Linked DNA regions of Homo sapiens: regions 1 and 3 are each linked to region 2. Evidence: chromatin contacts called from ENCODE Hi-C or POLR2A ChIA-PET data. All regions are on one chromosome and are shown on one strand. Each heading gives the region's core, a stretch centred on a gene start or an enhancer-like site at or near the end of the contact. The rest is flanking DNA. Distances are from core to core; before and after follow the strand shown. Region 1 has its middle 13 kb from the start of EIF1AD. Region 2 overlaps LTBP3 (latent transforming growth factor beta binding protein 3). Region 3 overlaps CATSPER1 (cation channel sperm associated 1).

Region 1 (2,912 bases), core at 247-2,746, 450 kb after region 2:
ACTAAAAATACAAAAAATTAGGCAGGCGTGGTGGCAGGTGCCTGTAATCCCGGCTACTCAGGAGGCTGGGGCAGGAGAATCTCTTGAACCCAGGAGCCAGAGGTTCCAGTGAGCCGAGATCACGAAGCAAGGAAGGAAGGGAGGGCGCGAGGAAGGAAAGATGTGGCCATAGATCGTGAGTAGGATCGATAAGACAGAACTCCATTGTCGAAAGCTAAATTATGGCAGACACAAAGCGGATGGGAGACCCACATGAAAGAAGGCACTTGGAGCCTTCAGAGAAGAACGCAGGGAGGCAAAACCCCCAAAGGCCTGAAAGCTTCAGCAGTCACTAGAAGGGGAGCTGAATACATGTGCTGAGGGGCCCTGGGGAGACGACCCTTCCAGAGGCTGCAGTTCTTAGGTCTTACCAGCCCCTCCTTGCTGCCCATCTACCAGGTCCAAGGCTCCCTGAATCCTCAGACATTAACTACAGGGGTACCTCATCCTTGTCCAGAGCAGGGTTTCTGGGGGACACAGCCACAGACACCTCCATGTGAGTCCTCCTGCACCTCAATTTGGGTGCTTTCTAACTGAAAGACCAGGGCGGCCAGGCGCGGTGGTTCACGCCTGTAATCCCAAAACTTTGGGAGGCCAAGGCGGGCAGATCGCCTGAGGTCGGGAGTTCAAGACCAGCCTGACCAACATGGAGAAACCCCATCTCTACTAAAAATACAAAATTAGCCAGGCGTGGTGGTGCGTGCCTGTAATCCCAGCTACTTGGGAGGCTGAGGCAGGAGAATCGCTTGAATCCAGTAGGCGGAGGTTGCGGTGAGCCAAGATCGCGCCAGTGCACTCCAGCCTGGGCAAGAAAAGTGAAACTGGGTCCCCCAAAAAACAAAAAAACCAGGGCAGTTCCCCACCACCCTCCAAGCACTGTACTCCAGCTTGTAAATGCTGCTGGGGAGGAAGGCCACTTCTGATCATGCCTTGGTGAGTGAATCCATCTCTGGGGGAGTGGAACTTGTGTTCGCAGTGGTCTACCAGCATCCTAACTGCTGTTGGGGCATGTGGACCCTTTGATTGGACCAAGAATGCAGTTCCCTTATGAGACTGTAACTAGGTTAGATGCTTTCGGGTTCTGTAGCCCAAGGCAAGGTGCTGACTTGCTGGTTTTACGTGCTTAGGGTGACCTCTGCTGGTGGCTTCTCTAAATGTTGGCAGAATACACAGCCAGGAACTGCCGGTACCGTCTCACATCAGCCAGTAGTTGGAGCCACATTGCTATCAGAAGGAAAAGAGTGCTCTTCTCATACAAGAATTATTAAAACAAAGTGATGCCCAATGCTGTTCAAGAATGAACAGCCTGGTCTGGTTAGTAACAAAGGATTCTGGTACTTGGCAACTCATTGTGGATTAGCAAGGGTTAAATAACAAAGTGGGTATTTTAGCGTCATGAGAATCTATCACAATAACTGGAAGAATTGCTGCCAGTACTGGCACCTGGTGTACAGCCCTGGGCACTGCTAGTTCTTTTTTTTTTTTTTTTTGGTTGGAGTCTTGCTCTTGCCCAGGCCGGAGTACAGTGGCGCCATCTCGGCTCACTGCAACCTCTGCCTCCCCTCCTGGGTTCAAGCGATTCTCCTATCTCAGCCTCCCAAGTAGCTGGGATGACAGGCGTGCACCACCACACCCAGCTAATTTTTGTATTTTTTTAGTAGAGACAGGGTTTCACCAGTTGGCCGGGCTGGTCTCGAACTCCTGATCTCAGGTGATCCACCTGCCTTGGCCTCCCAAAGTGCTGGGATTACAAGCGTGAGCTACCGCGCCCAGCCTGTACTGCTAATTCTTCATTCCTCAGTGTCACCAGATGAGGCATACGGCATGCCTCCACACCTCCCACAGGGGCTTTTGGATTCTCTTGCAAATGTCACCAGTGGATCAAACACACGCACAGCATGAACTGCTGGTGGTGTCCGTGGTGTCCTGACTTCTTGCTTCATCAGTGATTTTCTGAGGGCGGCTCCCACTGAGGAAACTGCCCACACTTCTCTGTGTGCTTCTCAGACACAGGTCAGTAGAGATGTTTGGGCCTTGAATGAAGACAAAACCCACGGTTCTGTGGCCCAAGTCACTTTCCTGGGAGACAACTGGGCAACTACTAAAGACGAAGCACCAGGCCGGGCACGGTGGCTCACCACCTGTCATCCCAGCACTGTGGGAGGCCAAGGCGGGTGGATCACCTGAGGGCAGGAGTTCGAGACCAGCCTGGCCAACATGGTGAAATCCCATCTCTACTAAAAATACAAAAAAAATTAGCTGGGTGTGGTGGTGCAGGCCTGTAATCCCAGCTACTCGGGAGGCTGAGGCAGGAGAATTGCTTGAACCCTGGATGCGGAGGTTGCAGTGGGCTGAGATCGTACAATTGCACTCCAGCCTGGGCGACAAGAGCGAGACTCCATCTCAAAAAGTAAGTAAGTAAGTAAATAAATAAATAAATAAAAATAAATAAAAATAAAGCAAACCATGTAAAAAGAAAAAAAGTGCACATGGAATTCGGACAATGGTTGCCTTGGGTGGGACAGCAGAGAATGGGCTGGTCAGGGTAGGATGGGAGGTGGAGTATGTTACTTGGGTTATTGTTAAAGTCCTAGCCTTTATTTTATGGTGGTGGGTTTGAAGCTGCTCACATTATTAAAAATAACCAACCAAATATTTAATTATTCTTGACTTTTAATTTTTTATTGAAAGGGAGTCTCACTATGTCACCCAGGCTGGCCTCAAACTCCTCAAGGGCTTAAGCAATCCTTTCCCTTCAGCCTTTCAAGTAGCTGGGATTACAGGCATGTGCCACCATGCCCAGCCAAAATGTTTAAATATAGGCCAGACTCAGTGGCTTACGCCTGTAATCCCAGCATTTTGGGAGGCCGAGG
Region 2 (2,853 bases), core at 130-2,629:
GCTCTCGCTCTGCGATGTCGGGCAATGGGACCCTGGGAGGAGCAGAACTGGTCAGCGACGTCCGGGTCCCCGGGCCCTGGCCCCCATCCTCGCTCCCGGCCAACTCCTCCCCGACTGCCTTACCCGCGCCGCGCGGCGGGCACGGTCGGCATTGGGCGCCCCAGCCGCGGCCCTGGCGGCAGCAGCAGTCGTCGAAGGTGAGGGCAGGCCCGGCCAGGGGGCCAGCGCACATGCCGTCCTCTCCGCGCTGGCTCCAGCACACGTCGCGCCGCTCCGGGGCACGCTCTGCGGAAGACACCTGGCATCAGGGGAGGGGCCCAAGGCAGGAACCGCCCGCCTCCGCCCCACCCCACCTGCGCGGGGGCCACGTGACGGACAGGGCCCCGGGATCGGCCAAGGCCAACCCTCGCCCTCACCGGCCGGGCTCTCGGGGAGCTGGCAATCGCGGCCGGAGGGCCCGGGCACCCAGGGCGGGCGACACTCGCAGCGGTAGGAGCCCGGCAGGTTGACGCAGCGGCCAGGGCGGCAGGCTGCCGGGTCCTGGCACTCGTCCACGTCTACGAACAGCGAGGGGGTGGGTGGGGGCCGTCACAGCTCGGCCCGGGCCCCGCCCCTCCCGCGTACCCCACTCCCCGGCCCGGGCCTCACCCATCTCTTCCGGGCTCAGGCACTGGCGCTGCGCGGGACTGTACTCGGCAGGGGGCGTGCAGGCACAGCGGTAGCCGCCGCGCGTGTTCTCACACACTCCGTTCCGGCAGTTGGACTCGTCCAGGCACTCGTCCACGTCTGCAGGGAGGAAAAGCGTGGGTAGCAGGGGCAGGCCCGGGATGGGCGCGGTGGCGCGTGTCTCCCTGCCGCTTCCCCACGGCCGCCGGGGGGCGGAGCTCACCCACGCATTCCAGCAGGTTCCCGTCGTAGTAGAAGCCCTGCTTGCAGTAGCACTCGTAGCCAGGCTGCGTGTTCACGCACTTGCCCTCCTTGCAAATCTCCGACCCGAACAACATGCACTCGTCGATGTCTGCGGGGTGACAAACACTGGCCGCTCCGGTCCCGCAGCTGCAGCCCGGAGGCGTGGGCTGGGCGCACCACCGGAGCGAAGCCATCCCCGGGCGGGGCCTACAGGAGGGGCGGGGCCTACAGGGCGGGGCCTGCGAGGAAGGTGCGGGCGGGGCTTACCCGGCGCGGGCAGCTGACCCAGCGAGTCCCGGCGGGATCCGGGCGAGCCCAACCCGGGGTGAGAGGGCGCGGGGCGGGCGGAGCCGCAGGGCGCTTACCACGGTGGGCTGGGATGCCGTAGTTGACGATGTTGTTGTCCTGGGTGTAGCCCTTTCCGTCTGGGCAGAGGCTGTGGAACTCGGCTGCAGGGGCAGGGCGGCCGTGGGGAGGGAAGAGGCAGGACTGAGCGCGCGCGTGGGCTTAGGGCTGCAGCCCGCCGCCTATTTCCCAACTGCCAGGGGGCGCCATTTCCCACATTTGGCTTCCAGATGAAGAAACTGAAGATCTGGGAAGGGGCCTGCCCGGCTCCTGACCTGAGCTGTAGACTGGGCAGGGGTAGATTTCGCAGTGGTCGCCCCAGCCGGCCCCCAGAGAGCAGCAGCACTCCTGCTGGGTCACGTTGGTGGCCAATACGCTGTCGCAGAACACTGTGTCATCGAAGTTCAGGTAGCACTCCTTCTTGTGGTGGGGCTGCTCCACCTCTGAGGGGCAGACGGCAGCTCAGGGTTGTGCACAGACCCCCCTTGGCCCTGTCCACCCTGCCCACCCACCACAGGTCTTTCCCCCCACATTCCCTGGCTCCCCTTAGCCTCCTCCTGAGAGTTGGCTCTGTTCTCAACGTGGTGTTCTGGACCCTTCATCGTCTGGCCCCACCAGACTCCCCCAGCCAAAAGAGATTTCTTCCGGTTCCCCAAATTTAGGAGGGTGGGGCCAGGACACATCTCTGAATCCCAGCTGCAGCTCAGGGGAGTTGTCCAGTCCGAGGGAGGAGCTGGGAGGACACTCACCCTCACAACCGTGCTGGTCCTGGGTGGGAGTGAAGCCCTCATCGCAGACACACACATAGGAGCCCTGAAGGTTCTTGCAGGCCCCATGGGGAAGGCACAGGCTCGGGTCCTGGCTGCACTCATCTATGTCTGCGGGGCAAGAGTAGCGCAGCTGGAAACCCAGCCCCTCTTTCCCTGGGGCTGCACCTCAAGGGCCTCACACAAGTTCAGAACCTGAATTTCCACTTTGGTTTCAAAGTATGTACAGCAGGAAGTCTGCTGTGTCTGTGCATGTGTCTGAATGTGCATGTGGACATTAGCTGCTGTCCTTCATAACACCTTCAGTGGCTCCCACTAACCTTACAAAACCTAAAAGTATCAGAAGCCCAAATGGAAAGGCCTCAAATGCAATTGAGCTTCCGATACCTTTAGGTCTCATCACGCCTTACTCTAGACCACCCTCCACTCCCCAACTCTGTGCTCAGGGCACCCTCCCCTCCTCTGTAAACACAACTAGCTCCTTCCAGATCTCTATGCTTTGCAATTACTGCTCTTTGGTCCTGGAATGACTTCTCGTGCCTTGCCTTTCCCATGCCTAGGGAACTCCTACTTACGTTTCAGTCCAGTTCAACATTCACCTCCCCATTGCAATTAATCATTAGTCTATACCTTTCTTGGCACCCAGGACCCTGAACTGTCAGAATCAGTTTACATGTTGGCCTCCCCTAGCTGGGAGCCCTGGGTGATTGTTGATTACCTAGTACAAAGCACAGAACCTGGAAAATAGTAGGTGCTCAATAAACTTTTTTTTTTTTTTTTTTTTTTTTTGAGATGGAATCTCACTCTCTGCCCAGGCTGGAGTACAGTGGCG
Region 3 (2,842 bases), core at 2-2,501, 480 kb after region 2:
TTGGGAGGATTGTTCTAGGGTCCTCTGGACTAAAGTCCTCCTGAGTCTCAAATTCTAAAACTCTAAAACTGAGTCTGGAATTCTGTGACTGTGGAAGGAGGTTAGGGGGATGGAGAGACTGGCCCCCACTGCGGACGGGCAGGTGGGGCCAGGGCGGGCCAGGCCCATACCTGCAGCTCTGAGCTCCGTCAGTGAGTCTTCCAGCAGCTTCTCTTGGATCCGGGCGGCCCTCTGGGAAGAAGAGGCCTCAGATCTGCCAGAGTCCCAGGCCTGCTCAACCCTGGAGGCCCCTGGCCTCACTCCTCCAGCTTCCTGATCTGGTCCACCTGTCCCACCCCACTCGGTACCTCCTGCTTCGCTTTCTCAAGGCCTTTGAACAGCGCCGTCTGGAAGCTATCCACCAGGACAGTAATCACCAGGCTGGGGAGAGGGACAGGGGTGTGCCCTCAGCGAGGAGGCCAGAGGAGAGGGGCACCCGGTACTTCTTGTGGGTTCAGCGTGGCATGACCAGGGTGAGAGGGCTGGGGTAAGGGTCCCAGGGGAGAGGAGGAAGTGTGGGTGGTGCTGGGCAGCAGAGCAGGGGTGAGTCCTCACTTGAGGAAGATGAAGTACTGGATGATGATGTAAATTACGAGGATGGGAATGATGTACCAGGCGCCTAGGGGGAGCAGGCCAGAGGGCACAGTCAGGCTGTGCTCGCCACCCCCAACCACGACCTGCTCCCTTCCCATACCCGGACATGCAGGCATCAGAAGCCCCACTTTGCCGATGGGGTCACTGAGCCCTGGCCGGTCCACCCCGCCAATCCCCGGCCCTCCCTGCAGCCTGGGGCCTGCCCTACCCTGGGCACGGCTGTCCATGTAGATGAGGGACCAGTCATCCAGCGTGAGCAAGGTGAAGAGGGTGAAGATGGTGGTGAAGATGTTCTGGAAGCGCTTGGGGTCAGATTTGCGGAACAGTGCCCGGAGGACCGCGGAGAAGAGGACTGGCTGTTCAGGGCCAAACTCAGCTCTCCAGTGCTATCCCCACCCCAGCGCCCCTCGTCCTGCCCCATCCCTGCTCCCCGCACCCCTTTCACCGCAGCCCCTCAGGCCCCCACCCCAGCCCCTGCAGCACCAGGATACAGAGGCAGGTAAACATGAGGATGAGGATGGCTGCGATGGACGGCAAGGACTGGCCCAGGGTCCCTGTCACTTCCTGGACGCTGGTCAGGAAGCTGTGGGCAGAAGGAGTGGGGACTGAGTCATCGGTGAGGGGCGGGGGTGTGTGTCTCTGCCCAGCAGCCACAGCTGGCGCTGAAGGCAGGAGGCTCCTGACTTGTTGGTGACTTGGGTGAGTCCTGGCCCCTCTCTGGAAAAATGAAGGGGCTGATTCCAGTGCATGACAGAAGGCAGAAGCAGGCTGGGGTCAGCAGCCTCCTGCGCCCCCATCCCTTGAGCAGGTCACAGTGGATTTCTTTGGGGCCCTGGTCTGTGTCCCCTCTTCCTTTGGAGTCCCCACCCCAGGTGGGAGCCGTGGCCACTGACCTGAGCCTCCGCAGGACCCGGATTGCCCTCAGGGCCCGCAGGCTCTTGAAGACCTTGAGGATCCGGAAGAGGCTTTGGTGGTAGATGGCGAAGGAGTGGGTCTGCATCAGCAAGAAGTCCAGCACGGCCATGGCCATAATGAAGAAGTCTGAGGGCACGGGGTGCCTGAGCCTGGCGGGCTCCCAACGCCAGCGCCCCCTTCCCCATCCTTCTCTCGTCCCGAGCCTCCCCCAGACTAAACACACGCAGCCTGGCCCCGGCCGCACCCACCCAAATTGTTCCAGAAGTCAAAGAAGTACGAGAGGCCCAGGGCGATGATCTTGAGCAGGGCTTCCACCACGTAGATGCAGAAGAATATGGAGTCCAAGGCCATGAAGTACCACTCTGCAGGAACACAGGGGTGCACTCAGAGCTGTCCCCAGCACCCAGTGCCCTCTCTCTCCTCAGCATTAGCCTCACACAAGCCCAGATTCCCAGGCTCTCCCCGGCTCTGCGTAAGCAGCTGCGCGACTTCACTACTGCTGTGTCTCAGTTTTCTTGTCTTTAAAATGGGGATAATTGTGTCCAGGAGCAGTGGCTCACACCTGTAATCCCAGCACATTGGGAGGTTGAGGCGGGCGCATCACTGGAGGTCAGGAGTTCGAGACCAGCCTGGCCAACATGGTGAAACCCTGTTTCTACCAAAAATACAAAAATTAGCTGGGCATGGTGGTGGGCACCTGTAGTCCCAGCTACTTGGGAGGCTGAGGCAGGAGAATCACTTGAACCCGGGAGGCGGAGGTTGCAGTGAGATCGCGCCACTGCACTCCAGCCTGGGTGACAGAGCCAGACTCCGTCTAAAATAAAATAAAATAAAATGGGGATAATTGAAGTCCACTTGATAGAGTTGTGAGCGTTAAATGCATGAACACAAGCGAAGTGCTTAGAATGGAGCCTGAGACAGCGAGCCGGGCAGCTCCTGTCCTTCACCCTGCTCCACGGCGTTGGAGGGCCCAGCCTTCCCCGACCTTACATCCTCGCCCCTCCAGGGCCTTCTCGGGCTCCCGGCCCTTCCGCGAAGCTCGGGCTCCAGGCGCCCGCCCGCCCTCAGCCGCACATTTGGAGCAGATGCGCTCCCTAGTGGCTGCGGCGCGAACAGCACCGCCTCCCGCCTAGCGGGTCCTTCTGTCTCGGGCCGGCCTCAGCGGGGTCTTTCTGAGACGCTCTCTAATACTGGGTAAGGCCATCTACTTCCCAGGGGTGAGGATCAAGTGAGCTGAGTCCTATAAACCGCCCGGCACTGGATCAGGCCCACGGAGGTCCTGGAAGAGCATCGG

The links. A loop is a pair of places that touch in the nucleus more often than their neighbours do. ChIA-PET counts read pairs that join two places held with the same protein, here RNA polymerase II (POLR2A). Pooled maps may share reads with other maps.
Region 1: a map of natural killer cell shows a loop between it and region 2 (2.8-fold over the local background). The contact joins two enhancer-like sites. A Hi-C loop is called at or near these places in 2 of 168 maps with a recorded cell type or tissue (heart left ventricle and natural killer cell) and 12 of 50 pooled maps. POLR2A ChIA-PET finds 5 or more read pairs at or near these places in 1 of 52 experiments (PC-9).
Region 3: a pooled map shows a loop between it and region 2 (4-fold over the local background). The contact joins two enhancer-like sites. A Hi-C loop is called at or near these places in 1 of 168 maps with a recorded cell type or tissue (PC-9) and 3 of 50 pooled maps. POLR2A ChIA-PET finds 5 or more read pairs at or near these places in 1 of 52 experiments (CD4-positive, alpha-beta T cell).

What each region holds. Positions count from the first base shown.
Region 1 is chr11:65,987,960-65,990,871 of GRCh38, forward strand. No RefSeq gene overlaps it. Among named protein-coding and RNA genes, the nearest start is that of EIF1AD, 13 kb to the right of the region's middle. RefSeq lists an enhancer at 1,403-1,472. Within about 2 kb of position 1,497, at least 3 of the 41 ENCODE cell types and tissues checked have a DNase peak (open chromatin) inside an H3K27ac peak, as active enhancers do.
Region 2 is chr11:65,539,597-65,542,449 of GRCh38, forward strand. It overlaps LTBP3 (latent transforming growth factor beta binding protein 3), which reads right to left. Exons shown (of 28, transcript NM_001130144.3): 19 at 2,004-2,132; 20 at 1,530-1,697; 21 at 1,275-1,358; 22 at 890-1,018; 23 at 649-786; 24 at 417-557; 25 at 124-285; 26 at 1-32. Among named protein-coding and RNA genes, the nearest start is that of SCYL1, 16 kb to the left of the region's middle. RefSeq lists silencers at 273-472, 523-1,282 and enhancers at 1,022-1,316, 1,533-1,582. Within about 2 kb of position 1,380, at least 37 of the 41 ENCODE cell types and tissues checked have a DNase peak (open chromatin) inside an H3K27ac peak, as active enhancers do.
Region 3 is chr11:66,019,970-66,022,811 of GRCh38, forward strand. CATSPER1 (cation channel sperm associated 1) reads right to left here. Exons shown (of 12, transcript NM_053054.4): 3 at 1,797-1,910; 4 at 1,527-1,674; 5 at 1,125-1,216; 6 at 842-985; 7 at 595-658; 8 at 348-420; 9 at 171-231. Among named protein-coding and RNA genes, the nearest start is that of CATSPER1, 5.1 kb to the right of the region's middle. RefSeq lists an enhancer at 2,681-2,842. Within about 2 kb of position 1,252, at least 7 of the 41 ENCODE cell types and tissues checked have a DNase peak (open chromatin) inside an H3K27ac peak, as active enhancers do.